Linked DNA regions of Homo sapiens: regions 1 and 2 are each linked to region 3. Evidence: chromatin loops called from intact Hi-C (ENCODE). Cell type or tissue: endothelial cell of umbilical vein. All regions are shown on one strand. Links, peaks and the distances in the headings refer to the core of each region. The heading gives the core; the rest is flanking DNA. Region 1 has its middle 170 kb from the start of PCDH10. Region 2 overlaps LINC02462 (long intergenic non-protein coding RNA 2462). Region 3 holds the start of LOC105377437 (a long non-coding RNA gene).

Evidence for each region. Peaks named below come from ENCODE experiments on the same cell type or tissue, not always from the same donor. Only the 100,000 strongest peaks of a DNase experiment are listed, where the experiment ranks them.
Region 1: it touches region 3 in a loop (22-fold over the local background); 2 of 110 quality-filtered maps call a loop at or near these places.
Region 2: a loop joins it to region 3, with 13 times the contacts of the local background. A loop is called at or near these places in 3 of 110 quality-filtered maps.

What each region holds. Positions count from the first base shown.
Region 1 is chr4:133,314,501-133,325,629 of GRCh38, forward strand. No RefSeq gene overlaps it. Among named protein-coding and RNA genes, the nearest start is that of PCDH10, 170 kb to the left of the region's middle. In endothelial cell of umbilical vein, for the core only: a CTCF peak has its summit at 6,263 (motif pointing right); a DNase peak (open chromatin) is centred at 6,261.
Region 2 is chr4:134,465,083-134,476,211 of GRCh38, forward strand. All of the region lies in intron 3 of LINC02462 (long intergenic non-protein coding RNA 2462), which reads left to right. Among named protein-coding and RNA genes, the nearest start is that of LINC02462, 47 kb to the left of the region's middle. In endothelial cell of umbilical vein, for the core only: a CTCF peak has its summit at 5,658 (motif pointing right); a DNase peak (open chromatin) is centred at 5,719.
Region 3 is chr4:134,930,310-134,941,438 of GRCh38, forward strand. LOC105377438 (a long non-coding RNA gene) reads right to left here. Exons shown (of 3, transcript NR_188430.1): 2 at 9,938-10,002; 3 at 2,402-2,731. It overlaps LOC105377437 (a long non-coding RNA gene), which reads left to right and starts at 3,953. Exons shown (of 4, transcript XR_939216.1): 1 at 3,953-4,346; 2 at 9,965-9,996. In endothelial cell of umbilical vein, for the core only: a CTCF peak has its summit at 5,228 (motif pointing left); a DNase peak (open chromatin) is centred at 5,212.

The sequences.
Region 1 (11,129 bases), core at 1,530-9,529, 1.6 Mb before region 3:
TAGCTGATAAAAATAATAGGGCACTGACAATCTGTTATCACTAAAGTGCTACTCTTTTTAAAACTAAGGATGTTGGGTGATGATACCATATTGGGGGGATATTTAAAAAGTGATCCTCTTGAGTTGCTATATTGTGGTTAAAAAAAGAATCAAAAGCTAGGGAGACAGAGTGTTTTAAGAGCTCAATGAATCAGACTCCATAAATTTGGTTCAATTATAAATGTCTAAAAAATGACAGCAGCTGAGTGTGCCATACAGTTATAAGCAATGAAAGCATTTTGTTTTTTGTTTTGTTTTGTTTTGTTGTTCTAAGCAATGCTTAATGGAGAATTTGTGTCTAGGAAGCAATTTAATAAGCACTTCCAAAATCTGATAAAACAGCAATGGTTGAAAAATAGTGGAAGAAAGGATCCATATTTTAAGAATTTCTTCTACATGGGGATCATAATCAAAGTAGCAAAACATCTTTTATAAAAATATGTGGGCACCATATGTGCACACACACATATACAAATTGTACACATAAAATCTTATGTATATATTTTAATATAAAATACTACAGGTTAATAAAAAATGTGCTTAGACTTGGCTTATTTTTTTAATTGGAATGAAATCTGGTTGTAACACAATTTTGATGTCAAACTGCTTTCTCTTCCTGTTTACATTTTGCAAGAACAAGAAGCCTCAGCTGGAAAATTGGCCCATAATCACAACCTATTAAGCTTTTACTGATATTGCAATAGAAGTAATGGGTTTTTAATGAGCTTATCCATTTTAACATTTATATAATTTATTAACTTTTTCCTTTCTCTATTTTGTATATTAACTAAAAACTTAGGTTTAATAATTTTCTTTACTGAACTCTTAAGCCCTCGAAATTCAATAAAATAATGCTATTTTAAGTTACTGTTGGTAATTTTATCAAGCATAAGCAATCACTTGTGTGTTATTGTAGAGCTTCATGTACTATGAAGGGTCACTCACATTGGAAACTGGTGTCCAACTTGTGGCATGGAACTTGCTTTATAGATACTCATAGAGAGAATATCAACTTTTACAGCAACAAAGGTAGGATTGTTGACTTCACAAAAGCAAATTTAAAATATTGGGTGTTTCATGAATTTGCCCTTGAATCCACTGTTAACACAATTTGTTGGTATATCAGAAGGCTAAAAATCTCCACTGCAAGGTGAAAGCATGGTGATAAGGACTGAATAGGTTTTTGACTGTGCTGGTGTTAGAGAAAGCACCAGGAGAACCATAGAGCTGGGGCTCTGCTCGGCATAAAATCTGAGGTGGAAGTCTTGAACATGATTGAGGAGAGGGTAGACACGGGAGGACCCTGGCAAAGGGCAGGCAAACTTCATCTCTTTCTGCAGTTCATTTTATTCCAGAGGATGTAATTACCAAACTCAAAGAAACAATTAGGAAAACTGTTGGTATCAGTTTATCTTTATCATCTGGGGAACAAATTATTAATCTTCCAAAAATTATTTTAAGAGAGTTATAACTAATTAATGATGGGCATACTTATAAATTACTCTTTTAAATTACCTCTATAAGGTTGTATTTTTCTTAAAAGAAACACCAGTCACAAGAGAGTTCACATATATAATTTTTGTCCTATCTTAAAAAATAGAGAGAGAGAAAGAGATGGGGTCTCATTATGTCACCCAGGCTGGACTTGAACCCCTAGGCTCAAGCCACTTTCAGGCCTCACGAGTAGCTGAGACTACAGGTGTGCACCTCCGTGCCCAGCTTGGCTTTATTTATGATAACAATACCTATTGCCTCAATAAACAAATATATCAAATGTTGCAAACAGTAGTATGGAAAATATGTGAACTTTTGCTGAAACTAAAGCCTGAAACTATGAAAACCCATTTTCATAGTAGTGATTCCTTGAAAACAATTTTTAATTTTAAATTGTTACCACAAACCCTAAAAAAGCTCCTCGGCTTTTCTCAAAAACCTCAAGAAATTCAATAATTCTAGCATATCTAAATGCAATATGCTATATGATATTATATCATATTATCTATATCTTATATGTTAATAAATAAGCATTCCAATCAGATGTGTAGTCATTCCAAGAATCAAAACTCGAAGACTTTAGAAAGGTATCTGTCTTCAGTTTTGATGTTTTATGTCATTTACTCTCAGAGTACACATACACACACACACAACCACACACACATATATGCAATAAGAGTTCTATTAAAATAAAAGTTATAGATATGTTTGGGGGTAATATAGAATTTTCAAAATGATATCTAAGGAAAACTTCAGTTCTTTCCTAAACAGAAATATGTAACCTACTTTAATGAACAGAATGAAAATTTCTAGTAACTTGTGCATCTTACAGAATAAAGTTAGTCCTAGGTCTCAGGAGTAAAAAAGTGCACCAATTTAATCAGAATTTTGATTTTACATGCCACTCTATGATCGAAGTGCTAAAATGCTCTGGAGCATAACTCAGTCAGGCAATATGTCCCTTTTATTCATTAGGCTTCTTACACCGTTTCTTGGCGGCTGCTCTGTAACCGTATGAGTCATTAGCACGAGTCCAAAATTGTGTGAAGAGAGATCTATGCTTTTGTCCTGTGGAGAGTCTTTTCAGTACAATCAAATTTGCTTCACAGTGTAATTTCACAGTTTGTGCAGTAGTCACTGACAGCTCACAGCACTGTTGTTATTCAAAGCTAAGCAGATGAGAGAGACATAACCAACTAATAACATGCTGGAAGTTATGTCTTCAAAGTTGCAGTCTAATTGTACATCTTCATTTAGTGAATGGCTGAAAACAAATTAAAATTTCCTGACCACTGGAGGCAAAAGCAATGCCAAGCAAATCAATTATATCAAATTCTTGTAGGGTGGAAATGTTCTTAATAAAATGTCACAGAGGGAAGGAAAATAACAAGAATAATACAAATGAACCAGAAATATAAAAACAAATATCAACTTCAGTTGTAAGCAAATGAATGTAAATTTAGACAGAAGTAAATATAGTTTGATGTTTTGGCAAAAAATAAACACTTTAAGATTTGGAATTGACTAAAGTATAGGAATCGGGCAATCTCATGTGCTTTTGATTAAGTGTACTTTTCCCAACAAATATATTTTTATGTAAAAAATTATAATGTCTTTTGACATGCTGACTGCAATTATCCAAAGGCAGTAGATAACAATGAGAGATGCACATATTTTTTTAACATAATGTTATGCAAAGTTTTTTGTTTGTTTTGTTTTTAGTTTAAGTCGTACTTTACTAGAAATTTTAGTTTTTATTAAATATTTTTTAATGCAGTTTTAGATTCACTTAAAAATCTAGGGGAAGGTATACAGAGGTATTTCATATACCCCCTTCTGCCACATATGCATAGCCTCTCCCATAATCAATATTCCCTACAATAGTGATACATTTGTTACAATTGATGAATTTATATGGACACATCATCACTCAAGTCCATGGTCTACAAGGTTCATTCTCAGTGTACATTCCATGGGTTTGAATAATGGTATGTGAAACATAATTTTCACTGCCCTGAAAAATCCTCTGTGCTCTGCCTATTAATCTCTTTTTCTCTCTTAACTCCAGGCAACCACTGTTCTTTCCACTGTCTCCACGTTTTTGCCTTTTCCAGAATTTCAGAGTGAATTCTTTCACTTAGTAATAGGCATTTAAGTGTCCTCCATATCTTTTCATGGCTTGATAGCTCCTTTCTTTTTAGCACATAATAATATTCCATTGTCTGGGTATATTGTAGCTTATTTATCCATTCTCTGGCTGAAGGAAATCTTACTGTATAATCCAGTAATCAAGCTGCTTGGTATTTACCAAAAAATGTTGAAACTTTATGTCCACACAACAACCTGCAAATGAATGTTTAAGGCAGCTTTATTCATAATTGTCAAAACTTGAGAATGATGCTGTTTTAAAGCAGTGAATATGTTATAATTTTAAATAAATTAAAAAAATTATCATAGAACACCAGCCACTGAAGGACATTTGAGCCATTTCCAGCTTTTGGCAGCTATGAATGTAGCTGCTATATACATTTTTGTGTAGGTGTAAATTTTCATATCTGTACAGTTGATACCCTAGACCATAATTGCTAGGTCATAAATTAAGGGCAGGATTAATTTTGAAGAAACTGCCAAACTTTTCTAGTATGGCTGAACCATGTTGTAGTCGCTCCAGTAATATATAGAAGATATGGTTCCTCATGTTTTTGTTTTTTGTTTTTTGGGTTTTTGTGAGAGAGAGAGAGACAGTTTCACCATGTTGGCCAGGGTGGTCTCCAATACCGGGCCTAAGGTGATCTGCCTGCCTCAGTCTCCCAAATTGCTGGGATTACAGGTGTGAGTCATGGTGTCCAGACTCCTCAGGTCTTTATTGGCAGTTGGAACTGTTGGAATACTTTTGTTTATGTTTTTGGTTTTTTTGTTTGTTTTTTAAGCCATTCTAATAGGTATGTAGATAGCTCATCATAATTTTAATTTTCATTTGCCCAGTGGTTAATGCTGTTGGACATACTTTCATGGTCTTATTTGACATTCTTATCTCTTTTAGTGATGTATCTGCTCACATCTTTTACTCTTTGTTTTGTAGTGTTACTTGTTGTCTTATTGTTTTATTTTTTTTTTCTTTTTTGAGACAAGGTCAGGCTCTGTTGCCAGGTGCTAGTGCAGTCACACAATATGGCTCACTGCAGCCTCGACCTCCTGGGCTCAAGCAGTCCTTTGCCTCGGCCTCCTGAGTAGGTAGGACTAAAGGTGCATGTCAACACAGCTGGCTAATTTTTAAAATTTTTCGTAGGGATGAGCTCTGGCTATGCTGCCCAGGCTGGTCTCAAACTCTTGAGCTCAAGGGATATTCCCCCTTCAGCCTCCCAAAGTGATGGGATTACAGGAGTGAGTGTAGACTATTCCTGGCCTTATTGTAGATTTCAAGAATATTTTGTATACCCTAGACACTCAAATATGTTATTAGAAAATATTTTTCCCAATCTTTAGCTTGCCCCTTTTATTTTGTTAGCTGTGTCTTTCCCCAAACAAAAGATTTTCAATTGAAAGTTCAATTTATCATTTTCATAGACTATATTTTGGTACCATTTACAAATTTCTTATAACAAAATCTATTGGAGAATTTTTGTGAATGATTAGAAAAAAATCCAAAGTCCAAAAGAAAGACACTGGTTAAAACATAGTAGTTGCATATGGTAAGATTTTATGCAGCTATTATAAACCACAATTTCAAAGAATATTAAAAACACGAAAATACTTATATGTTAATTGAAATGTAGCAGAAGTCATCTAGTTGCATATGTGGGTGTGTACATGTCTGTAGCATTTACGTGTGAAAAAGTATTGAGAGAATAACAAATGTTTTTTCTGAATTTTCTTTTTTGTTTACCAAAAATGTATTTGTTAAAATCAGTAAAAAATGATTACTTTTGGAGAAAATGAATATTTCATTAATCCATATTTGTACTTCAAGAAATCAATACTTTAAATTTTATTTGAATATGGAATAAATTTTGTCATTACAATTATTTTAAACTTCATAATTTTTGACACTTTTTGATAGCTCTCTGTAGGCTAAAAGCAAGTACGTTAGAATCACTTAAAAATGTAGAACAGACACAATTTACCCATTTTTGTATGTGATTATTTCCAATATTGTTAGGTTTAATATAGGACAAGATTTTTAATTTTTACATTGAAATATTTCCTGATCTTTTATATATAAATTATCCTGTAAATATGTTTTACTATGATTACAAAATACATAGTTGATGAAAACAAAATAATTGATATTTTTAAAACGTGAATGTCTAGAAAGCAAGGAATCATATCTCATTTTTACCTAATACACATATTAGCAATACATTGCTTTTTAGCTTGGCTCATTTGAGATTAGTTTTAAGAAACAATAAAAAATGCCCCAGGCAAGATGATAGGGAGATGGATAATGAAGTGATGTGTAACTAACAAATACATCTCTGTTTTTAAGCCTCTCATTTTTTTTGTGAGATATATATCACAATTAATTCGAAATAATTCTAACCTTCTTCCTTAATGTTCTACATTGGTTGTAGCAGTTGTTTGTGTCCAAATGCATCAATGTTCTGCTTATAACATATAAACTTATAAGTTTATATCACAACCTTAGCCCCAGGAAACTAGCATGTGACAATACCTCTTCATCTAAACTGTTGTTGCAGCCACACCAATTATGTAATTGTTATGGCAGCCACTAGAGGGAAGAGTGACAAAGTGCTACAGCTGAGATACCCAGAGACGTTTTATTCCAGATGAGGCCCTGGCGTGCAATGATTTCTATCTCAGTGTCTTATTGCCTTCAAACTATAAATCATCAATATCCTTAGAATGAACCTCTTCTACACAATTAAGTATTCTTAAAATGCTTAATTTAATATTTTAATTCAGTATCAACATATTAGAGCTTCTCTAACTGCAGTTTGAAAAGCTAGATATTTAAATACCCTTATATATCCTCCCAAATTTTAGTGTCCAGAAAATTATCATCTATCCCTAGGTTTCAGACTTCCTTACTTGTCTGTACATCTAAAACATGTTTTTTTTTAAATCTAATTTATGAAAAGAAAAATCCCATACTTAGAGGCTTAAATTATATAATTGAGAAATACAGACAAGTAGAATCAACCAATTAACAATAATTTGTATTGATGTCAGTGCTGTAGGTGATTTACATACATAACTTTATTGAAAACCTTACAAGTTAGATGTTACTTCCATGATTTAGATGAGAAAACGGAAGTGCACATCGTGCCTAATCTTACACAAGTGTTGTAAATGTTAAATGATAATGTTTTTTGTTAAAGATGGACCAGTTGGACTGAAATAAGGACCAGCAGAGTTGCACACTTATGTAGCAGATTCTCATGAAAACTCTTGTAAGTGTATATATATTTAGTCAAGTTTTCAAAGTACGTGATCTCTCTCATTAAAACATTTGCAATGTTCTTGAGCTTTCTATTACTAGGCTGATAGAAGCCCTTTGTTAAATGACTATATGTTGAGTTTTAATACTCATAATTGGCTAGTAACATATAAAACATAAGCACTATCTAAAATATTGAGAAGCTGATTTCATATAGTTTTTTTTTCTTTCTATCATAATATTTTATCATAACGAGCCAGAGCAGGGATATAGCTGAAAAGATTAACAAAATCCAGAGATATTTTGTTTATTGTTTATTTAACTGAGGCTTGTAAGCTTGTAAAATATCAAGCATGTTCTTCTTTTCTTTTCTTTTTTTTTTTTCTTTTTGAGACAGAGTTTTGCTCTTGTCGCCTAGCCTGGAGTGCAGTGGCGCAACCTTGGCTAACTGCAACCTCCATCTCCTGGGTTCAAGCGACTCAGCCTCCCCAAGTAGCTGGGAATACAGGCACCCGCCACTACACCCAGCTAATTTTGTATTTTTAGCAGAGACGGGACTTCACCATGTTGCCCAGGCTAGTCACAAACTCCTGACCTCAGGTGATCCACCTGCCTCAGGCTCCCAAAGTGCTGGGATTACAGGTGTGAGCCACCGCACCCAGCCACATGTTCTTATTTTTGGAAAGCACAACAAGAAGGAGAGATTAGAAGATGATTTGGGACAGCTGTTTACTTATGAAACAAAAGTCTGAATAAAGGAGGAGGTGATAAATCTGGATGAATTAGGATAGGACACTTGAACAACATTCGAGGTGAAGAGTATTGAAGGTGTGCAAATGCTTGAGAATAATAAACAGCTTCTCCTTTCCTTCTCTGGATTTTGAAAAGGGGGAGATTGCGGGCAGGTCAAATTTTGTTAAGAAATGGTGTTCAGTTTAGAAGACCATGGAGAAAGTGACATTATTGGGTAATAAATCTGGTACTGGTATTCAATTATGTATTGAACAAATATTTGCTGAGTACATTTCGTGAGTATACACTGGTGAACTAAATATATGTGCTTTCATGAGGTCCATGAGACAATGCAAGAATAGAAGTTCAGGAAGTACTCAAGAATACAGAAGGATTTAATTTTTACTCATTTGTTTTAAATTCAGATGTCATCCTAGCGCATGCTGTCTTTCAAGATTTAGGTTGGTTCACCTAGGTCATGTGGGTAATCCAGTGCCTTTCCTAAATGTTCCATAACTTCCTGAGGTATTTCATTCTCCGGGGTTCAAAGTCTCAGGGTCTGATGCACTCTTTTTCCCAAACCTATCTCATTCACCTCGCTATTAAGTTTTCTTAGTACTGAATCGACCCAGACAAGGAACTCAACCAAATCCTTGATTTTTAGTTTCTAAAATACTTACATGAGACATTTATACATGTGGAAAATTAACTGAAGTGTTATGAAACTGGAGAGCATTTACGAAGTAGCAATGCAAAGTAAAAATAAAAAAAAAAACATGTTTTCTTTCAAAGTCAATTTTCTATCCCAACCGAATTTCCCTGCAGATTCTGACTCCTCACTTATTGCTATATAACATCATTCTCTCTTCGCCAATCCCTCCTGTAACCCTATCCATTACCTTCCCTTCCTTATTCCCAAATCCTATTCATCTTTATGAATATCTTTGTTCCCACATTCCTAACAGGCAGAATCTGCTGGAAATTTTTGTTAGGATAGGAAACTGACTTTACCTTCAAGGGTACAGGGTGAGAGATGGTGGTGGTGGTGAGTTATTTTTTTGTCCCCCTAGTTCTATATAATGACCCTATTAGTCCTATAAATATAGCCAATGGAGATCTTTTCTTTCATTAAAGCCATGACATATTTTCTGCAGTATCACTCTTGACATTTAATATTGGATGTTTAAAGGAAAGAGAGACTATTTTTTATTTCTATCATGAGTTCGTATATTCATCAGGGTTTGGCTAAGAAACAAATGGCACCTTCCCAAGGGGTTGATTGATCCAGAACTTTTCAATGCTTTCTTATTTTTCCTTGAGTGACTGTACAATTCTTAATAATGGCCTGCAAGACCTTGGATGATCTTTCATGATTGAAGCTCTTAAACTCTAGTCTTGTAGTTTTGGGAAAGCACCAAGTTGTTTTGGTTTGGTTTGGTTTGTTCCCATCCTTCTGGATGTTCACAAATCCTGCTCTCTTTGTCTTAAATATTATCATCTTGCTTTTTTCTGTTATTTTATTATTTTAAAAATACTTTTAAATGTGGAAAACACATGTAACATACTATTTAGCGTCTTAACCATTAAGTATACTCTTCAGCCGTGTTAACTATATTCAGGTTGCTATGCAACAGATGTCCAAAGCTTTTTTATCCAGCAAACTTGAAACTCTATGCCCATTAAATATCTCCTCATTTATCCCTCACCCAGCGCCTGGCAACCACTATTCTATTTTCTATTTTTGCAAGTTGGACTACTCTAGGTACCTTGTGTAAATGGAATCAGACAGTATTTGTCTTTTTGTTACTGGCTTATTTCATTTAGCATAATGTCCTCAAGGCTCATACATGTTGTAACATGTCAGAATTTCTTTCTTTTTAAAATATTCCATTATATGTATAGACTATATTTTGTTTATCCATTCATCCATCCATAAATACTTGGGTTGCTTCCACCTTTTGACTATTGCGAATGTACAAATATTTATTTGAGACCCTACTTCTTTTTTTTTTTTTTTTTTTTTTTTTTAGACAAAATCTCACTCTGTCACTAGGCTGGAGTGCAGTGGTGCAGTCTTGGTTCACTGCAGTCTCTGCCTCCTGGGTTCAAGCTATTCTCCTGCCCTGGCCTCCCGAGTAGCTGGGACTACAGACACGTGCCACCAGACCCAGCTAATTTTTGTATTTTTAGTAGAGATAGGATTTCACCATGTTGGCCAGGATGCTCTCGATCTCTTGACCTTGTGATCTGCCCGCGTCGGCCTCCCAAAGTGCTGGGATTACAGGTGTGAGCCACCGTGCCTGGCCCCTACTTTTAATTCTTTAGGATATATCCCAAGAATGAATTTTCTAGGTCATATGTTAATTCTACTTTTATTTTTTACAAGAATCACCATACTATTTTTTACAGTGGCTGCACTATTTTACATTCCCTCCAAAAGTGCTCAGGGTTCCAATTTCTCCATATCCTTGACAACATATCATCATACTTTTTGGATGACTAGCACTCTCTATGTCAGTTTCAACATCAACACGTTAGTGACCTAAGGCTGTTTCCCACTCTGCCCAATGGTGTCCATAAGGATGCCTTGCTTGTTACATTCTTAACACATAGAATTGGTGCTAAGTGTGTAGCTTTTTTTTTTTTTTGTATTTCTTGTTTGTTTTACCCTACAGACTATTAGCTCCATGAATATATAAAGGTGGGAACTATATTTATTTTTCCTTTTGCCACTCTGACACATGGTAATTCTTTAAGGATTTACTGATGAATGCTACTTATATACTGTTCATAGTATACACCCTTAGAGATCCTCAACAGCAAAAATAAGAGCTGTGGTTTTTGGTAAACACATGCTACTGACTTCAGTATTTTATTGCAATGTTTGCAATGTTGTAATCTCTGTAATATTGAAAGTTATAGATTTAATCCCCCCTTAATTGTTGAAACTAGGCTTTTAATTATCACGTCACACGGGTAGTCAGTGACAAAACTGATATTGAGAACAATACCTAGTTGATCAAGGCATTGAAACAAACATCATCCTCAAAGGGTAAAAATTTAACTTTATCTAACTGTAATACTGCATATTTTTTCTATATCATACTGGAAAAATAATTTCCAAGCAAAGTAAGTTTTTATATGCTCTACAGGATCACTTTCTGTAATAGCTTTACCATATAAATTTACTTTTTTCCTCCATAGGCATTTTCATCACAGCATTGCAGTAAATAACTATTATAATATTAAGTGACCTGTGTGTGTATGTGTGTGTGTGTATATATATAATATGTAATTTAAGATATAGAGATACAGATATGTATATAGATAGAGCTATAGATCTTATGCAAATTTAAATTGTGTCTAACTACTCAATGAATCACTGGACTTAGCTACTACAATGCTTGCTGAGCTCATCAAGAAAAAACTCAGTATGAGACAATAAACATTTATACTTACTATTCTA
Region 2 (11,129 bases), core at 1,557-9,556, 470 kb before region 3:
GCAAAAAGACTGCCACTTCACTTCTACCTTTCAATTCCCCACAGGAAACTTTCTTGTTGCCTATTCTAACTGGAAAATGCAGGAAAGGAATTCTGAGAAATGTAGTTTAGCTCAGCGGCACAGGCACATCACTAAGCCACTGCAATATTCGAACTATTATAGAAGAACATAATGCAAAAGATACATAAAAATATTTAAATAAGAACCAAATGGAACTTCTAGAGATAAAATTTATAATATCAAAATTAAAATATCCACTGGGTAACTTTAGCAGCTATATCACAGTAGGTCAAATCACCAATAAATTCAAATAAAAAGCAATAGAGAATACCTATATTAGCCAGCTCAGGCTGCCATAACAAAACAGCACAGGCTGGGTGGCTTGAATAAGAGAAATGTATTTCCCCACAGTTTTAGAGGTTGGAAGTTCAAGATTAGAGAGCCAGCCTGGCCAGTTTCTGGTGAGGACCCTCTCCCTGGCTTGCAGCAGCTGTCTGCTCATTGTGTCCTCCTATGGCCTTTCTTTTCTGCATGCATGTGTGGAGAGATGGAGCTCTCTGGTGTCTTTTCCCAGAAAGACACTGACATTATTGTATCCAGCCCCCACCCTCATGACCTCCTTTTCAACCCTATCTCCAAATACAGTCACATTGGAAGTTAGGGCTTGAACAAGTGAATTTTGAGGAGATAAAATTCAGTCCCTAGCAATATCTAAACTGAAGCACAAAGATATATTTTTTTAAATAGACAAATAAATTAATCCAAGCCTCAGTGGCCTGTAGCAAGTATTCTAATTTATATGTAATTTGTATTCCAGAAGAAGAGGAGAGCAAAGTAGAAAGTCAAAAAAGTATTTGAAAAACGGTGCCCAAACTATACCAAATTTAGTGAACGCTATATCCCCTGTGTTGAGAATCTCAGAAAGTCTCTAGCAGAATAAACATAGAGTTACACTAAGAAAAATCTAAATCAAACTGTTGATATACAATGCTAAAAAAGAAAAATGTTAAAGCAGCCACACTAAACATTTGAGAACAAAAATAAGAATGGTTATAGACATTTCATTAGAAATGAAGAAAACAAGGAGTGAAACAAACTAATTAAGTTGCTGACAAAAATTACCAAACCTTAATTTATATATAGGAAAATATCTTTCCAAACTAAAAGTGAAATATTTCTCAAGCGAACAAGACCTAAGGGAATTCAGAGCCAGCAGACATACACTAGAAGGAATATTAAGGAAAGTTCTTCCCTGGCTGAAGAAAACATACCAGGTGGAAACACAGAACTACAGTAGACCATGAAGAATGCTATTTCTGAGTGTGCGGTAAATAAATATTAAAGACTTTTTCCCCATCTTTTAGTTCATTAAAAGATGACTATTAAAACCAAAACATAGTAACTGTATTGTAGGCCTCTCAAGACATCTATTAAATGTATGGTAAAAATAACACAAAGAACAAGGGCAGAAATGGAAGTTGTAAAATTCATGTTATACGTATTAAACATATATGTTATACATATTATTGTATTATACATCAAGCAGTGAACTATAAATATTGGACAAATATGATAAGATAAAGCATTTTAAAATTATATAACAGTGACCCTAAAAATAAAACAAAAGAATATGGCTAAGTCAATACTAGATACATAATTGAGGAGAAAAATAATTACTTTGAAAGAAAAAAAGGACAGAGAAAAAGGAAGACAAATAGAATGCAAATACAATTGTATGCATAGCCCAAATATATTGAAAATTATACAAAATATAAGTGATATGCACATTCCAGTTGTAGGTCTATATAAGAAAGTAAGAGCCAATTATATGCTGTCTATATGAAAATTATTTTAAATATTGAGGTATAGTCATGTTAAAAGAAAGGATGGGTATAGTCAATATACCATGCAAAGTCTAATAATCAAGAATGTAAGTGGGAATACCAATATTAGGTAATGAGAAACTTAAAAATAATAACATGGATAAAGAAGGACATGTAATTATAAGAAAGTTAATTTATCAAGAGACATAAACACATCCTAAATGAGTATGCACTAACAACAATACTTTTAAAAGTAAAAAAATTGTTAGAATCAGAAAGAAAAGAGGACACATTTTAGAATTACAGTTGGAAATTTTGTCTGTCTTTTCTCAATTATTGATAGACTATGTAGATCCAAAATCAATAAATACATAGAAAATTTGAGTGATAACACCAATTATGTTGACTTAATTTGTATTATACGCTATGCTGCAACAGTAGTCTATGCATAATTTTTAAGTTTGTAAAATATTTTAAAATATATGCCATATGCTGGGTCATAAAACAAATAGCATAAAATAACAATTATCTGACTATAATGGGATTAAATTAGTAATCAAAAATAGACAGATAACTAGGTTACCCCTAAATATGTAAAATTAAAAAATACACTGGTTGATAACTTGAAGTCCAAGAAAAACATCAAAGGGAAATGTAAAAATATGAAATAATACATAATGAAACATCTTAAAAACTGTTCTGTGGCTAACCCAATACTGAGTTGGAAGTTTACAGCTTTCAATGTTTATGGTAAAGAGAAGAAAGGTCTTAATTATTTGGTCTAATCTTCCATTTTAAGAATCTAGAAAAACAAGTAGTAATTAAGCCCAAAGTGAGTAAAAGTAAGGTAATAATAAAAAAAGAGCAGACATTGATGACAGAAAAGTGACAATAATGGGGAAAAATTTGATAAAACCAAAAGCAAATTCTTTGAACACATCAGCCAAATTGTTCATTATCTAGCTATTGCAATAAAAGAAAAAAGAGTAAGAACACAAATTACCAACACCATTAATTAAAATGCTGATTTTTCTAGATTTTAATTGTATTAGTAGCAGAAAACCTTCCAACAAAGAAAAATCTAGACCCAGAGGCATTACTGGTTATTCATTTCAAATATTTAAACAATAAATAATATAATCCCATACAAAATATTTCAGAAAATTGAAAATAATCTCCAAAATTAATTTTTAAAAAGAGAATACAAGAAAAAATATTTTATCTGTATATTTAGTTTCTATTGCTGTGTGGGAAATTATCACAAGCTTAGCAGCTTAAAAGAACACCAATTATTATATCAAAGTGTCTATGGGTCAGATGTCTGTACACAACTTAGTTGAGTCCCCTGCTCAGTATCTCATAAAGCTTCAATCAAGGTTTCAGTTGTGTATTCTGGAGCTCAGGGTTCTCTTTCAAATTCATGTTGTTATGGCAGATTTCAGTTTCTTACAGTCTGGGACTGAGGCTGTCAGATCCTACAGGTCACTCTTGCTTGCCTGACATGTGGCCCTGTCTGTCTGTCATAGCACCTTGCCTTTGCAAGGTCCATTGGAAAGCTTCTACCATTTATAAGTAAGAGGGACTAATACATTATAACCCAATCATGGTTGTGATATCCCATCATCTATGCCATATTCCATTAATTAGAGGCAAGCCACAAGTCCTGCCTATGCTCAAAAAAAAAAAAAAAAAAAAAGATTGTATTGGTTATAACATTAAGGTGTGGAGATCATCCTGGAAATCTTGGATTTCTGCCACATGAAATCTTATATAAAACATCTACTAAAATCCAAGAGTAAACAAAATACATAGTTGAAAGACTGAATTCTTTTCCTCTCTATTGGGGAAGGCAAGAATATTGGGAAAATATTAGGGAAAAGAAAGGATTAAAATGAAGTTGCTGGGGTAGAGAAGTGATTCAAGAAAAATAAATAAAATATACAAACTAGAAATGATTGAGTAATATTTACATGCACAAATATCTTAATCATCTATTTTTAAAAATCCTTAAAATTACAAAAATATCCTAGAAATAGCCAGTGAGTTTGGAAAGATTATTGGATACCAGATTGATATGCAAAAGCAATTGAATTTCTATATATTAGCAAAAAAAAAGAGTGCGTAAATAAAATTTAAAAGTAATACCATCATTAAACATGGAATAATTTGTAGTAATTTTAACAAAATAAGTATAACACCTGTAAAATTAACAGTACCAAACATAGTTGAGAGAAATTAAAAACACCTAAATAAATGGAGAAATATATAAATATATCATGTCAATACATTGCATGAGACTATATTGTTCAGATGTCAATTTTCCCAAAATTGATCTATAGACTGAATGCAGTCTTCATAAAAATTACTATTTTCTCCCTAGAAACTGAAATACTATTATTTACATATGAGAACTCTAATTAACGCATCACTATGCTTATGATGTTTCTAGTCTTCTGAGATTCTAACCACATCTGTCATTTGTGTAGTAATTCATAAACGATTGAAAAAATTTTCAAAAATGTTCTCCAAATTTGCTGCGCCATTAAGTGTAGACCTTGTCGTGATACTGGTGGGACCATGTCTACTTTTGCTCAATGTTGCATCCATAGTATCTCGCTCCATAGCCAAAAATAGTTGTTAAAAATAAAGTGAATAATTATTTAATTACTTAATTAATTGCCTATATGTGATGTAGCTATCCATGCAACTAGAATAGGAATAAAGTATCAATATTCTTTCTATCTACACATGTCTATGTTTTTTAGTTTCAGTAAAATGTAAAAACAGCCTTTCATCTCATTAGAAGAGATGATGATTATATAAATTTGATTTTCAATTTCTAAATAAACAAATGCTGACAACATATTCAAACATTGCCACTGATTTCATTTTAAAATTTCCTTTACCTGTGGACATAAAAATTATGTATTCTCAATCCCAGAGAGAGTGATTTATAGTCAATTCTGTACACTGATCTTTGTTGATGATTTAAAAATTCATAATTCATATGTATGTATCAGAATTTAGCAAGGTATATGCTTTTAGAATCCTCTGTGATCACATCTAGCAATGAAATGAGTGTCTTTTTTCCAATTGCCAAGAATTCAGCAGAAAAACAGGATGAACATGGTTTATGAGGCCATTAATAAACATTTCAAGATATTTCCAAATGCTAGAGATAGCCCTGGGCCTTTTATAAGTTACCCCATAGAGCATAGTTTGAAGCATCTTTAGGATATTGTAACATGGCCATTTAACTTAGTCATTTACCAACAAAAGGCAATAAAATTTAAACTTATTTCTGTGATAAAAATAAATACGTATATAGATATGAAAATAAAGATGTAACTGCTTTTCTAAATCTTGTTTATTAGATACACTCATTGATTTCTAAAAATCTCCTAGTTTAAAATTAGGATAATGCAAATAGGTAGTGTTCCATGTATACAATTGGGCACATTTAAAAAATTAGTTTGAGTTTCCTTTGATAAATCCGAATCTTTATTTCACTGGCAGAGCTGTTCTCAATTGTTCTTTGCTGACACTAAACTTTTCTACCTTTATTTTGTATTAGAGAAATCCAGTTCAGACGGGTAGTTGCAAATATCCCAATAACATCAGTAAGTCATGTAAAGTTTTTGTTTTTTTTAAGCAAATCACACTATATTAATCCTCCACTTAAAACTTTTTGGTAGCTTTTCCTTGTCCTATGGATAAAATCCAAATTATTTAGGATAGCACATAAGGCTCAACATTTCTGAATCTTGTCTGTCCCTTATCCTTTCCTCTTCCTTACCCTCCAGCCACTTGGTGGCAGCAACAACAACTACATTAACGACTTCATGGTTGTCACAGGTCAACATCTCTCTTGTAATTGTTTGATAAAGTTCACAAAGCCCCTTTGCACACGTTGCCCTATTCTGATCTTGACAATAGCCTTATGAGGTCAGTACTGTTTTCCTTATTAAATCCACATCAGAGTTGAGATCTCAGGGTAGTAAGAGAGGCAAAATCAAACATGACAAAGAAAAACTAACACCCAAGCACTCTGATTCTAAATCCAGCCATTGTTTCAGTTAACCAACAGAAAAGGTGTTCATTGCTGTTCATTTCCTGTGTTTGTTAAACATCTAAAGCAGAAACATATAGATGGTGGAACCTTATTTTAGGTTTTAAATAAAATATAATAAGTATTTCATAAACTCAAAAATCACACAATTCCCTATACTCTATTAAATCTAACATATATTGTTTCTCTAAAATGTGCCTGAACTTTCTTTCCTTTTACTGCCAATATTCCTTTCACTTAATCATTGCTGATAGCTTATTCAATATAATTTTGACGAAAATGATTTTCAAATAAAATGTACTAAAATAATAATTTACCATACCATCTAAAAAACTCAGACATGTCCATTGGTCATTTGAACCGACTGCTACCATTTAGATACAGGGAAAAAGTTAAGTATAAAGCTCTTCCTCAGTTCATATTTCTGCACATACCAAATAAAATGGAAGATAGATTATATTAATGTCTATTACATATACCCTAATTAATTTTATCTTTATACATATGGTTAAAATTGTTCCCTTTATAAAATATAAAGAGAAAGATATGGTACTTCAGTTTAGGTGATTAGTGATTTGAAGGAAAGACAAAGTTAATTAGAGTATTGAATCAATGTTACAGGTACAGATTTATTATACCAAAAATATTCAAAATATGGACGCAAGAAATAGAGACTTTTAAAAATGCAATGTATAATAATTACTATTATATACTTAATCAAATCTAAGCTGCCCCCAATTAAGAGATGACTCACTCTCATAGGTACCACCACAAAATAATTCTAATATTGCCAACTAAGCAATAACACAATGTCTTAGTGATGCTTTCACAAGATCCCTCACTCCAGCATATTGTTGCTTTGAAATTTCTTTCTAAAGTTTCCAGGGAGTTTTTCTATCTTTCTGCCTCCAGTTTCATTGCCTCACTGTTCTAGCCAATCCACTTACAGTTATCTCAGTAACAAAACATACCAGAGCTTCAGCTACTTCTCAGCACCTCTCTTTGTAAGTCTTGTGAAACACATTGCTGTTTTGCAAGTAAATATGGAATTGTAGCTCTTCTTCCTTGGCAGGTATTTTCTTTACTGATACATCAAATTACATTCTGTTACTTTATTTCTGTGCCTCTACATATATTCAATAATCATGTATTTGACTGAGAAGTCATAGCATCATTTTCTATGAAACTGTGAACAGCAATGAAATTCAAAAATAAGTGATAAAAACTGACATAAATTAACTAAAGTAAAACAGTATGAAAATATTAGGACTAATTTTCATATATGTATAGTCAATTTCAAGTTTTTCGCAACGGCTACTTGAAAAACAGTAATTGCTGTATTTTATCAATAGTACTTGTCTCAAATTTAGAAAATTAAGAACTGTTAAAATGTTTTTTTAAAAAAGAGGGAAGGTGAGAGAAGAAAGAGGAAAGAAAGAAAGGGAAGAAGGAAGGAAAGGAAGGAAGGAAGGAAGGAAGACAGAAAGAAAGAAAGAGAGAGAAGGAAGGAAGGAAGGGAAAGAGAAAGAGAGAGAAGGACGGAAGGGAAAGAAGAAAGAAAGAAAGAAAGAAAGAAAGAAAGAAAGAAAGAAAGAAAGAAAGAAAGAAAGAAAGAAAGAAAGAAAGGAGAAAGAAAGAAAGAAGGAAAGAAGGAAAGAAAGAAAGAAAAAGAGAAAGAGAGAGAGATAAAAGAAACAAAGAAAATTTTTAAACTGTTACAAACATCAACTTTTTTTAAAAGAAATGGCTTCCTTTCATCCTTAACTCTGCTTCATGAGTCACACCTACAACTTTCCAAGAATAGCTGGCCTGAGCTCTCTTCTTAATTAAGTGTTCAATGACACAAAGTGACTCAAACTTAACGTTTAATATCTCTGTCAAAAAGGTTCTATTTTATTGCTTATTGTTAAATATGTTAAATATATTCCATTGCCAAAAAAACTCTCTCTCTTAAAATATGAGAAAAGATTTCTTTCCTAAATGCTTTCAGACAGTATGACAAAGCTCAATAAACACTTTAAAGAACACACTATTTAATATCAGAATACATCTCTTTTATTATTTTCTTTATTTTTAGACAGAGTCTCACTCTGTTTCCCAGGATGGAGTACAGTGGCATGATCTCGGCTCACTGCCACCTCCTTCTCCCAGGTTCAAGTGATTCTCCTGCCTCAGCCTCTCCAGTAGCTGGAATTATAAGCATGCACCACCACACCTAGCTAATGTTTGTAATTTTAGTAGAGATGGGGGTCTCACCATGTTGGCCAGGCTGGTCTCGAACTCCTGACCTCAAATGATCCACCTGCCTCAACCTCCCAAAGTGCTGGTGTTATAGGTGTGAGCCACTGTGCCTGGCCTATTATTTTCTTTTCATATTATCACAACTATACTTTTGCAAAGCAATTTCACTTGGATTTTTACTCACTTTTCTACACTTACTATATTAGGGAAACATTATTCGAACTGTTCTATCCAGTATATCAGAAAACATTAATAAGCATCAAAAAATGACCCAGCATAAAATATGTTCGTAAAATATTAATAAATATTTCACAAAAAAAATAAGACTATATAGACATTCATGTCTGAAAAACATGTCTGATGTAACATGTCTGAAAAACTTTTTCCCACAAGACCCTTTTTCATGGAATACCTTTTTAAGATCTCACATATAGTTTTTCTATGGATTACAATCAAAAATGTTAAAATATAAGTTATTTCTGAAAAATGTTAGAATATGTCATTTATCATCTGTGAAACATAACTTAAAATTTGAAGAGTATTGCAAGTCAATTTTTTAATTATTATTTTCAATTGAAATATTTGAAGAGGGCATTTTAAATGCTATTTATCTTTTAAGTAATAAGTGACAAGTTTTATAAGTAACATAATTTAAAAATACATACAGAAATAAAAGTAGCAGCAAAAAACCTGAAAGATTAGGTTCTTGCTCAGAATGTTGAGGAAAGATTATCTTCTCAGCGTTTTTAGAAGATTTAGATTTTTCTCAGAATGTTGAGAAAAACCTAAAATAAATGGCACAACAGAAAAGATATAAAATACATATAGAATAAAACTATGATAGCTAACATACACTTAAAAGGAGTTCCAGAAAGAAATGGTAAGTGTAGTTTAAAAAAATAATCAAACAAATAATAGAAGAATATTTTTTAAGAATTTTTCTAAGAATATTTTCTAAGAATATAGAAAGACTTGAATCTTTAGGGGAAAAGACATGCTGTATCAAGAAGGATAAATTAAAACAGACTGACTTTTTTACATATTGGTTTAATTTCAGTAAATCAATGACTAAGAAAATCCCTGTGTCCCTCAAAGATAGGGAAAAAATGTATTCAAAGAGAAAAAGAATCTGAGTGGCATCAGATCTGTTACCAGGAATACTAAGTGCCATAAAAACAATGAGCTAAAGTGTAAAAGAAAATTATTTTGAACTTAAACATTGATACCCAGCAAAACTATCTATTAGACATGTGAAAACTGAAGATATCACCAGACATGTAAGGACTCAAGTAATTAATTTCTAAAGGACTCTTCATAACAGGAGAAATCCATACTAGAATATAGAATATGTGAGCTCCAAAAAATAGAGAACCTGAGCAAAGAATACAATAAAAAGAAATCCCAGGATGAAAATTCTGATATCATCCTTAACCTAATTAGTCTAAATTAGAACTAGACTAAAACAGACTGAGAATTCCGTTAAAAAAAAAAAGTACAATAAAATAAATTTTATTGAATAGACTAAAGTCAGATCTTGGAAGATCTTCATACTATGGTGAAAAAGGCATAAGTTTCATTTCCCAATAGGGAAAAAGCAAGTCAAGTGGAATGCCACTGAAAAAATACATATTATATATTTACTATCTAGTTATGGTCCAAATATAAAGCAAATAAAATATGACATGGCTTTTGAGCAGTTGATGCATTATAATAAAATGAGAACGCCATTTATATTTTATGTAAGGAATATTCTCCTTTGACAACAATTCTATAATTTTGAACTTAAGATATGTAATTTTAGCACAATAGCTGATTCTGAACTGAGAACAAAAAATGCTTATTTATAATTATGTTAAAATTTAAATAATGTTGAATGTTTAGAATTGTTGCAGCTTTTTCACTCCGTAGTTCAGCAAGCCGGGGGAGCGGTGCCCAGTGGCTTCTCTCTCACTGTTAGACAAGCGGGACAGCTCTTTTATTCCTGCTGCCTGCAGATTGGTGAGCAGGAGCGTTATAACTCTTTCGCTCCTGCAGTTTGGCGAGTTCTGGGTTCTTGGTCTGCAACCAAGAAAAATAAGGTACGTGGATACCAGAGAGTGAGTAAGACAGGGTAGAATTTTACTGAGCAACAAAAAGAAAGCCGGCAGCTCTGAGAGGGGACCCTGAAGTTGGTAGCTGTCTATGAGGTTGAGTCCGGGCTTTATCTGAGCTTAGAATGGGGGAGTGTGTGCTGATTGGTCTATGGGTGGTCTTGGAAAAAGCACCATTGGGTTGGTTAAAAGGCATCATTCCAAAGGAACCAATCGAGTGAGAGTAGATAAGATGGGGATAAAAGTTATTACTCCAGTCAGGGACTCTATCGGGAACTGGCAGCTTGGTTTTCAGGTTTTATACAGACGTGTTCCACATTTGTGTCTTTTGACTAGCATTGTTTTTGAGGTTTAATCATATTATTGAATTTATTAGAATTTAATTTTTTTAACTGATGATGCATACTTCATTATATAATGCACATCTATTCTATTGTTGATGAGCAATTCTGCTCTTCCTAGTTTCTAGCTATTAAAAATAATGCTGCTATGAAGATTCTTATACGTGAATTTACGCACTCACTTGTAAGCCTTCTTTCTGTTGAGTATATAACTAGGAGTAAAATTGCTGCTACAAGGTCAGCTTGAGTAGATAATTTCAAAAAGATTTTCAAAGTCTTAGTTTTAATTTGCATCCCCACCAGCACTGTATGACAACATTTGATTCAAACTCTTGGCAACAATTGGTGGTGTCAGTCTTTAATTGTGGCCATTCTTGGTGTGTGTGTAGTGATAATAATATTAGTGATATCTTACTTTGGTTTTAATTTACATTTCCTTGATTACTAATGACTTTGAAACACTTTCATATAATTTGTAATTTATTGGGCACTTGCTTTTGTGTGTATATATGAATGTGTATATGTGTGAGAAATAAGAGTGTTGTGTTATCTTTCTTTACTCAAT
Region 3 (11,129 bases), core at 1,695-9,694:
CTGACCAGAAATTTTGCATCTTGGCATTTACCTAAATGAGTTGAAAACATGTCCACAAGAAAACCTGCACATGGATGGTTTATAGCAGTTTTATTCATAATTGCCAAAATTCGTCATTAACAAAATAACTAGAGGTCCTTCAGAAGATGAATAAATAAAAAGTGTTTTTTATGGGATGTTATTCAGTACTAAAAATAAGGGGATGTTATTCAGTACTAAAAAGAAATGAGCTATCAAACCAAAAAAAGACACAAAAGAATCTTAAATACATATCACGAACTTTTTTTTAAAAAGCCAATCTGAAAAGGCTATGTATTGTATGATTCCAACTGTATGACATTTAACTCTTATGCTATTGCTAAAAGTTTTCTAAAAATTTCTCTCTGACACTGTGATCATATGACTGATATATTTCTTTACCACTTCAGTATATGAGCATTATCACTAAAATTTTCCTTCCCAACTTATTTATTTTCTACCTTGTCCTTGATTGAAACTGTGCTCTCCAACCTACTTTGAAGGCCACAGCACAGGTACCTAAGCGAGAGTTAGTAGGATTACAGGAGTGGTTCCAGTGGAGTAAAGAAGGCCACAAGAGTTTTGCCAATTCTCACATGAAGACATATAGTCAAGTTTCCTTTCCTTTGAATATGGGGTGCCCTTGATACTTACATAAGTGACATTATGATACTTCCAAGGCCAGTTTTTAAATAAAACCAGCAGTTTCTACTTCCTTCCTCTTCAGGAGATGCAGCCATCATAGTACAATACTACATACTACATACTACAGCCATCACATGGTCAGAGTTCATAAGTAACGAGGCATCTCACAGAGAGAGAAAGGCCAGGTACAAAGCCCTCGAGACCCAGCTATGAGCGTGAAGCCTTCTTGGACCCTCCAGCTCAGCCTATTCTGCCTGCTGAATTCAACCAAGTGGGTGACTTCAGCCAATACCAAGTAGAGCAGAACAGCTATGAGGTGAACTTATTTGAAAAGGAATAAATTATTCTTAGGTCAATAAATTTGGGGATTGTTTTTAATGAAGCCATATATAAATGAAATCGTTTTTGACTTTGGCTGAACATTTGAATCAACTAGATGGTAACAATTTTAAATGATCTGGAACCAAGCCAAGAAAATTGACATTTTTAAGGGTAGAGTCTTAGCATCCCTATTTTTAAAGGCTCCCAAAGTGACTGCAACACACAGGCAGTGTTGAGAACTATGTAGTTAGTGTTGCTTGTGCCCAGTTCTGCTTCTAAATAACTTCTCCTGTAACATTTAAAAATTCCCCACAGTTTAGCCTTATGTCATCTAGCTCTGTTGCTTTCAATTCTTTAGTCTGAAACGTTTTATTCTTCAAGAACACTCAGTCCTAAGCATTCTGAAAATAATATATCTGTTTGATGTGAAGTGTAATTAATGGATCATAACTTTAATGATTTGGTTTTCTATGTGTTTGTCTGCTTGCCTGTTTTTAACAGTCTGTTTTGTGTATCTGCATATATCTCAGTAGGAAGAGAGTCAATAAATGAATAATCAACTCATTTCTGACATATGACTCATCGAACATATATCTAAATCTTCAGAGATCATTTTTTTTAACAACTTTTTCAGGTGTTTTAAATCTTACATTGCTAATGTGGGAAGTTGTCAGTAAATGATTCAGTGTTTCTATAAGCAGATAATTTCAGTATTTCAAATTTCTTTATATGCCTAAGAGAGACAGGTATCTTTTCCAGATGTTAAGTAGAGACATAAATGCGAACTTAGATTCAATTAGCAAGTTCATAAAATAGCTTATATATTTAATAGATACAATTAACTGATATTTTGGCTTTTTATCAAAATAAATCTTCTTTCAAAGATTAACACATTTTTATTGAGGAGTAATTCTATTGGGTTTATAAAAATCTTGAGAGTGAAAATGAGTCTTGCCAGTTCTAATTTATAATTCATTACTGAAGTGCTTGCATTAAAATACATTGGAGATGGACAAAAACAATCATTTGAATCTAGGTTCCACCAATTACTGACTGTGTGAACTTGATGAAACCACTTAGACCCTCTCAGTTCAGTTCCTCATTTATAGTAATAATAGTATCTATATCCCAAAGCTATTTTGAGGCTTAAAATAAGATAATGTTTCACTTGCAATTCTTATAGGAAAATTAACATTAAGTAAATATTATCAATCTTAATTATGTCTCAGTATCATAATAATGAGCTTGTTGAAACACAGCTAAGAAACACCCCCTACACATCATACCTCTCATCCTTCACTCCATGGAGAAATAAAAGAGGCAGGAGATATTTGAGAAGAAATTCATGAATGGCAACGTAGATTAACTGCCCACCCCTTAAAACAAACATGGATGGCAAAAAATAACATTTGAAAATATGCAAAAAATGAATGAACATTTATTGAATGCCTACTATATGCTATGTACTTTGCTAAGAGTCAACCAAAAAGTTAACAACACACTTCAGGAAGAAAGATTATTGTCAAGTCTTATCAATTATAGATACAATTGTCTCAGAATGTTCTTGGGGTAACCAAAATCTTGCTGAATAGTGTTTAGCTAGCAGAGTGATTTTAATTAGAATCACCTGATTAATACTAGCTTAGTATCCAGGAAGCTAATTTCATTTCTATTTATGCATAGAACCATGTGTAGGATCCAAGACTCCCGAGTTCCAGAGAGGTGCGCTTTCCATTACAACTTGCAGCTGTAGAAATAAAAGAGAACAGTAAATGCTACTTGAATTTCATGATTTCAGATATCCAGTAAAGATGAATTCACTTGCTGCACCTGCTTGTTGTTTTATCATTCCATTTCCTATCTCCCATGTGAAATTGCCCACAGACACAACATCTATTTAAAATGATTGGATCTTGAAAAAATGTAAATTGATATTTTATACCCCATAAGTTCTTCTGCAATGGTAATATCTGTGCTATATGCACATTGAAAATTAAATCATTTTTAAGCTAGCATAGGGCCTGTCTAATAAAAATCCTTCTGAAACCCCACTGTCTTCTCAGTAGCAGCTTTTCACAGTGAAGCATTTAAGCTTTTAAAAAGCACAGAACAAATGTGATTGATTATCAGTTCACTTGCCAGATTCTGCATTGAAATTAAAGAAAGTAAAAGCTCTTCTATGAAAGTGATATAACCACCTGCAATATTAAACCAATAAAACATGTGTTCAGCTATTTATGAAGTGTCTTGACCCAGATATATAAAGTAGCCTTCTAGTATGTAGGAGACTTATATAGTAACTGATCAATCCTTTCTAACTGTGGCAAAACAGTAAAAAGCATACCAAATTGACTAAAAGGCCAAAACACTCTGAAAGAATTCCATCATTGAAACAAATATGAAGTTAGCCACACTTGTGATAAGCAGGACAAATGAAAAAATGCAGCCTATTAGTATGGATGTAGGAGATATTCTAAGAATTATTAATTCATTAAAAAAGATTCCCGGTGCCTGACACATAACAAAACTAGATTTGATTGAGCATTCACTTGTTTTTCTGCTTATCTAAATATTAGACAACGCCCTGATGATTTTCAAGAAGCTGATACAATTCTTTGCAAATAGCTCTGTTATCTATAAATAGCCCATTTCTACTTAGCCTCCATATCATCTATTTTAAATAGCTACAGATAATATTTGTGCATGCTTTGTTGTTTAAGAAGTATAAACACAACCAATAAATGCTGAATTATCTAATAAATAGTAACTTTGGGATTCAATTTAGAGAGAAGCCAATCTGAAACTTGGATGGATCTATTCAATAAATCTGTTCTTTTTGGAAGGGAAGATCTTAGCAACAGAGAATACAAGGTAGGCTAGAGCAGCATGCAATCAACATCAAAGGTTACTAGGTTCCAGGTTCCTAGGCTACCAGGAATTTTCCAGAATGATGATAAAGTATTGAAAGCGTCTTGTAGCTGTGGGTTACGTAAACCTATATGAATGGGTGACAACGAAAGGACAAGGCTTCATTAAGTAGGAGGACCACGTTTTAAAAAGGCAACAACTTTGCCCCAGACAAATAGAATGATTGACTATGGGACAAGATGGACAAACTAAAATGGGAGAGAAATCAATAATGGATTACTAAAACATGGGTGTAACTCAGAGAATCGGTTATAAGAAACAAAGATATTTCTTATTTTACGGGAATCACCGAACAATGTTAAATCAGTGACAAAAACAAGAGACAAACAAACCCATTCATTTACTTCACCCTGGGGCTGCTTTAGATTTAGGCCTTTGATGTGGTTTACGCAGCCTCACACGTATAGTATACGGAGACAGTGGCAGGCATGAAGGTAAGCTTCTGGCAGGGAAGAATGGCATTTATTCCATGTATAGCAGAATTCTTCACCTTTGGGTGTGTATATGGGTGTGTGAATGAAAATTTTCTGTTTGTATTGCTTCATGCAACCACTATTTATTGATGATTTAAACATCCTCAATCAGGGCAAGATTTTAATGTACGTATATTTAATTTTTGAAATAAAAGTTCCATCAACAACGTGATATTAAAGCCAAGCCACTACCATAATGAGTAAATATAAAACTGAAGATAGCAGCAAGATAGAGCCGCAGATATAAATAAAAATCAGTAAGCCTAATATTCTGGGAATATTCATCAATTATTGTTTAAAGCAAGTCCAACACAAAAGTTCAAAATGTTTTAAGTCATGACTACATGATCATAAAATAAAGAGGACATCACCAAGGTGGCCAACTTATTTGACAACCAATTCTGGTAACGATAATAAAATATTTCTATGATGTATAATCACACCGTAAATATCGATAATTCTACCCAAACTTTGTAGCAAAGAAATACATTTTTGTCTTCTACCTCAAAACTTTGTATAATAGAAATGTAGACACTATGTTAAATACTATGAACTATATTGTTCATATTTTCAGAGCAAGAAATGAATGTTTACTTGAAGTTGTTTTTCTTCAAAAATTACTTATTCATATATGGAATAAATAGCCCAGAATAAATACAAAATATTGAGTCTTCTGATTGTCACAGTTTCAGTCATAGGTTCTGGATTTTTCATCGAATGTGCATGTATTCACAGGATTGATAATCCAATAAATTGCGCCCTACTCTCAGTCTGATGATGGATGAGGCAGTGGCAGTGTTGCTCTATACATGAGCACCCCCTTCTGGCCCAACCTGGATACCCATTTCTATTGTAACAACAATTTATTTGGAATATCCCTTACTATATCTTAGATAAATGCTATCCTATGCAAATATGTAAATAGTGATATCACCTCAAGAACTTAGCTCAAGGTGCCCTGTGAATATTTGTTTCATTTTAAAAGCAAACAGAATGAACAATTAGATTAATTTATATTACTTTCCCATTGCTACTGCAAGAAATCACAACACTTTTAGTGGCCTAAAAGAATGCAAATTCATTATTTTACAGTTCAGCAGGTCGGTTGTCTGACATGTGTCATTCTGGGATAGAATCAAGGTCTCAGAAGGGTTTTTACTTCTTTCTGGTAGCTCTTAGGGAGAATGTTTCTCTGCCTTTTTAGCTTCTGGAGAATGTCCACATTCCTTAGGTCATGGACTATTTCCTCCATGTTTAAAACCACCAAATTTGCATTTCTCTGTATTTTTCTCTCATATGTCTCCTTCTTATTCTCTCCTCCACATACTACTACCATTTTAAGGACCCTTGTGATTACATTGCTTCTATTCTGATAATTCAGGTTAATGCCTTTTTTTAAAAACAATCAGGTGACTAGCAACTTAAGCTCATCATGCCAGGACCTGAACATATTCACAGGGTCTGGGGATTAAGACCTGGGCATTGCTATGGTGTGAATGTGTGTCTCCCCCTACCCCCGAGCCCTGCATTCATATGTTAAAATCCTAACTCCCATGGTGATAGTTTTAGGACATGAAGGCTTTGGGGCGCGGGGGTGATTAGGTCATAGAAAGGGAGCCCACATGAATGGAATAAGTGCACTTATGAAACAGGCCCAAGATAAGCCCCTCATCTAAATAAACTCAAAATAAAGACTCAAATAAAATCAGAAATTAAAAGGGTGACACTCCAACTGATACCACAGAAATACAAAGGATTACAAGAAACTATTATGAATAAATATATGCCAACAAATTGGATAACCTAGAAGAAATGGATAAATTTTTTGACGTATATAATCTACCAACATTGAATTATGCAGAAATAGAAAATCTGAACAGACCAATAATGAATAAGGAGATTATAATTAGTAATAAAAAGTCTCTCATCAGAGAAATTCTCAGGACATGATAACTTCACTTTTGAATTCTACCAGACATTTAAAGAAGAACTAATACTAATTCTTCTCAAACTTTTCCAAAAAATTAGAGAGGAGGGAATATTTCCACATTTATTTTACAAGGCCAGTATTATCCTGACACCAAACTCAGACATGGACACTACAAAAGAAGAAAACTATAGGCCAATATCCCTGGTGAACTTAAGTGCAAAAATCTTCAACAAAATATTTTCCGACCAAATATTATGGAATATTTAAAAGATCATTTACCATGATAAGGTGGGATTCATTCCAAGGATGCAAGGATGACTCCATACGCAAGTCAACTAATCTCATACATCACATTAACATAATAAAGAAGAAACACCATATGATTATTTCAATAGGTGTAGAAACAGCATTATACAAAATGTCACATCCTTTCATAATTAAAAAAACCTCTTAGCAAATTAATTACAGAAGAGATGCATCTCAATATAATAAGGACTGTATATGACAAACCCACAGCTAACACCATACTCAATGGAGAAAAATTGAAAGCTTTCCATCTAAGATTGAGAACAAGACAACAATGGCCAAGCTAGCCACTTCTATTTAACCCAGTACTGGAAGTTCTAGCTATAGCAATTAGGCAAGAGGAAGAAAGAAAAGACATCCAAATTGCGAAAAAAAGGTAAACTGTCCCTGTTTGTAGATAACAAAATCTTAGATATAAAAATCCTAAAGACTCCACCAAAAAACTGTTAAAACTAATAAATGAAATCAGTAAACTTACAGAATACAAAATCAATACAAAAAATCAGTAGCATTTCATACACTAATGGTGAGCAATATGAAAAAGCAATCAAGAAAACAGTTTCATTTACTATGGCTAAAAAAAGATATAATAATTAGAAATAAATTTAAACGAGGAGGTGAAAAATCTCTACACTGAAAACTATAGAACAGTGGTTAAAGAAACTAAACAAGACACAAATAAATGTAAAGATATCCCATATATATGGTTTGGAAGAATTAAACTTGTTAAAATGTCCATACCACCTAAAGTGATACACAGGTTCAATGCTATCCCTGTCAAAATATTACTGTCATTCTTTACAGAAATAGAAAAAATAATCCTAAAATTTGTTTAGAACCACAAAAGTCTCTGAATAGCTAAAGCAATGTTGAACAAGGAGAACAAAGCTGAAGGCGTTGCATTACCTGACTTCAAAATATACTACAATATAGCAAACAAAAAAGTGTAATACTAGCATAAAACAAGACACATAGACCAATGAAACAGAATAGAGAGCCCAGAAAATCCACACCTTAATAGCCATCTGATTTTTTATCAAAGTGCTAAGCACACACAATGGGGACAGGACAGTCTTTTCAACAAATGGTGGTGGGAAACGGGATGCCTGCATGCAGAAGAGTGAAATTAGGCCCTTATTTCACGAAAAAATACAAAAATTAACTCAAAATGCATTGAAGACTTAAATGTAAGACTCGAAACTATGAAATTACTAGAATAAAACACAGAGGAAAAGCTTCATGAAATTGGTCTTGACAACTTTTTTTTGGATATAACTTCAAATTGCAGGCAACAAAAACAACTATAGACAAATGGGATTACATCAAACTAAAAATGTTCTGCACAGCAACAGAAAATATCAAGAGTGAGGAAACACTCTTGAGGTTTGAAAACATTTTCTTGAGGAAGAAAATATTTGCGAGCTATGCATCTGATAATGGGATAATACCTAAAATTTATAAAGAATTCAAACTATTCAATGGCAAGAATACAAATAACCCAACTAAAAAATGGGCAGAGGACTTAAATAGACATCTCTCCAAAGAAAATATACAAATGAACAACAGATATATGAAAAAAAATCCTTAACATCACTAATTATTAGGGAAATGCAAATTATACTGTGATGACATATTACCTCACTTCTGTGAGGATGGCTATTACAACAAAGACAAAAGATTACAATGATAGCGTGGATGTAAAGTAAAGGAAATGCTTGCACACTGTTGGTGGAAATGTAAATTAGTATACTCATTATGGAAAACAGTTACGGAGGTTCCTCTAAACTTAAAAATAGAATTACCATGTAACCCAGCAATCCCATTACTCAGTGTATACCTAAAGGAAAGCAAGTCAGTATGTCAAAAGCATATCTGCCCCCATATGTTGATTGAAGCATTATTCACAATAGCCAAGATACAGAATCAACCTGTGTCCATCAATGAATGAATGAATTAATTAAAAAATATGACATAGACATATCTTGTTTCATTGCACTTTACTTAATTATGCTTTACAGATTTTAGATTTTTAAGAAGGTTTGCGGTAACATTGCATCAAGCTAGTGTATTAGTGCTACATTTCCAATAGTATAGTATCACTTCGTGTCTCTCTGTCACACTTCGGTAATTCTCACAATATTTCAAACTTTTTTCACGATTTTATATCTGTTATGGTAATCTTGGATCACTGATGCTTTATGTCACTGTAATAATTGTTTGGGGGCACCACAAACCTCAAACACCCATGTAAGACAGTGAACTTAATTGATAAATATTGTCTGTATTTGATAGCTTCACTGACCAGCCATTTCCCCTTCTCTCTTCCTCTCCTTAGGCCTCCCTCTTCCCTGAGACACAACAATATTGACACTAGGCCAATTAATAACCTTACAATGGCCTCTAAGTTTTCAAGTAAGGAGGGTTGCATGTCCCTCACTTTAAATCAAAGCCAGAAATGATTAAGTTTAGTGAAGAAGGCATGTCAAAGACTGAGATAGCCTGTAAGCTAGGCTTATTGTACCAAACAACCAAATTGTGAATGCAAAGGAAAAGTTCCTTAAAAAAACTAAAAGTGTCACTCCAGTGAATACATGAATAATAAGAAAGTGAAACAGTCTCATTATTGATATGATATGGAGAAAGTTTTAATGGTCTGAACAGAAATCAAACCAGCCACAGCATTCCTTTAAGTCAAATCCTAATTCAGAGCATGACCCTAGCTCTCTTCAATTCTCTGAAGGCTGAGAGAGGTAAGGAAGCTGCAGAAGAAAGTTTGAAACTATCAAATGTTGGTTCTTGAGGTTTAAGGAAAGAAAGCTCAAGGTAAAACAGCAAATTATCCAGAAGATCTAGCTGAAATAATTGATGAAGATAGTTACACTAAATAATACATTTTCAATGTAGATGAAACAGGCTTCTATTGGAAGAAGATACTATCTAGGACTTTCAAAGCTAGTGAAAAGCCAATGTCTGGCTTTAAAGCTTCAAAGAACAAGCTGAGTCTCTTGTTAGGAGCTAATGCAGCTGTTAAATTATTTCTTATTTTAAAAAACTGCCACAGTCACTCCAGTCTTCAGCAACCACCACCCTAATCATTAGCAGCCATCAACATCAATGCAAAATCCTCCGCTAGAAAAAAATTATAACCTACTGAAGGCTCAGAGAATCATTACCATTATTTAGCAATGAAGTATTTTTAATTAAGGTTTACACATTGTTTTTTAAACATAATTCTATTGCACACTTGATAGACTATTGTATACAGTAAGCAAAACTTTTACATATCCTGGGAAGTCAAAAAATTTGTGTGACTCACTTTATTGTGATATTCACTTTATTGCAGGGTTCTGGAGCTGGACCCACAATATCTTCAAGGTATGCCTGTATGTACACACAACGAAACACTATTCGGCCATGAAAAAGAAGAATAATCTGTCATTCATGACAACATGGAGGACATTATGCTAAGTGAAATAAGCCAGAGAGAAAGACAAATACTATATAAGCTCATGCATGCAGAATCTAAAAAAGTTGATCTCATAAAAGTAGAGAATAAAATGGTGGTTACCAGAGGTTGGGGTGGCTGTGAAGAGGACTGGGGAGACATTGGTCAAAATATATAAAATTATAGTTATATAGGAGTTATAAGTTCACGAAATCTGTTTTTCAGCATAGTGACTATACTTAATAATGATGGATTACATTCTTAAACAATGCTAAGAATGAATGTTAAATGTTCTCACCATAAAAATAACTGTGAGGAAATGCATATTTTAATTAGCTACACTTAACCATTCCAAAATGTGTAGGTACTTCAAAACATCACGTTACATATGATAAATACATTCAATTTTATGTCTCAATTTAAAATAAATAATTTTAGAAAATTAATTTTTAAAATTGATATATAATACTTGTATATATTTATGGGATACAAAGTGATGTTTCAATACATATAGTGTGTCGTGATCAAGACAAAAGTAATTACCTCTGGTTATAGCACCCCCAAAAAACTGATCATCATCTTTAACTCTGACAATCTCTAGGTGTGGGAGAACAAAAGCTGCTTTCATCTTTAACAATGCATTGGATCAAAGTTTGTATTATCAAGAACATACATTCTTTCAAATGTTTTTCCAAAAAGGAACATATATTTTTAATATTCTAACTCCCCAATTGGTTGGTAGCCATATACCAACCAATCTCATTAAGCTGTCATGGCTGTTAGCTTTTCTTCTTTTCTAAACCATTAAATTAAAAAAAAAATGCAAAAGATTTTATAGATCAAAGCCAATTAATTGGTACCCTGGTATGCACAAAGTTAAGGACCGAGTTGTTTTATTTGAATAGTCACACTGAGAAAGCTCAATATTAATTCACTCTGTCCCCAAACATGCATATTTTAAATGCAAATCCTTTTAGAAAACAAGGGGAACATAAGATAGTGCTTGATTCTTTTTCCTAAATGCTTTTTCTTTCCTTCTTATTAATTTGAAAGAAGGATACAT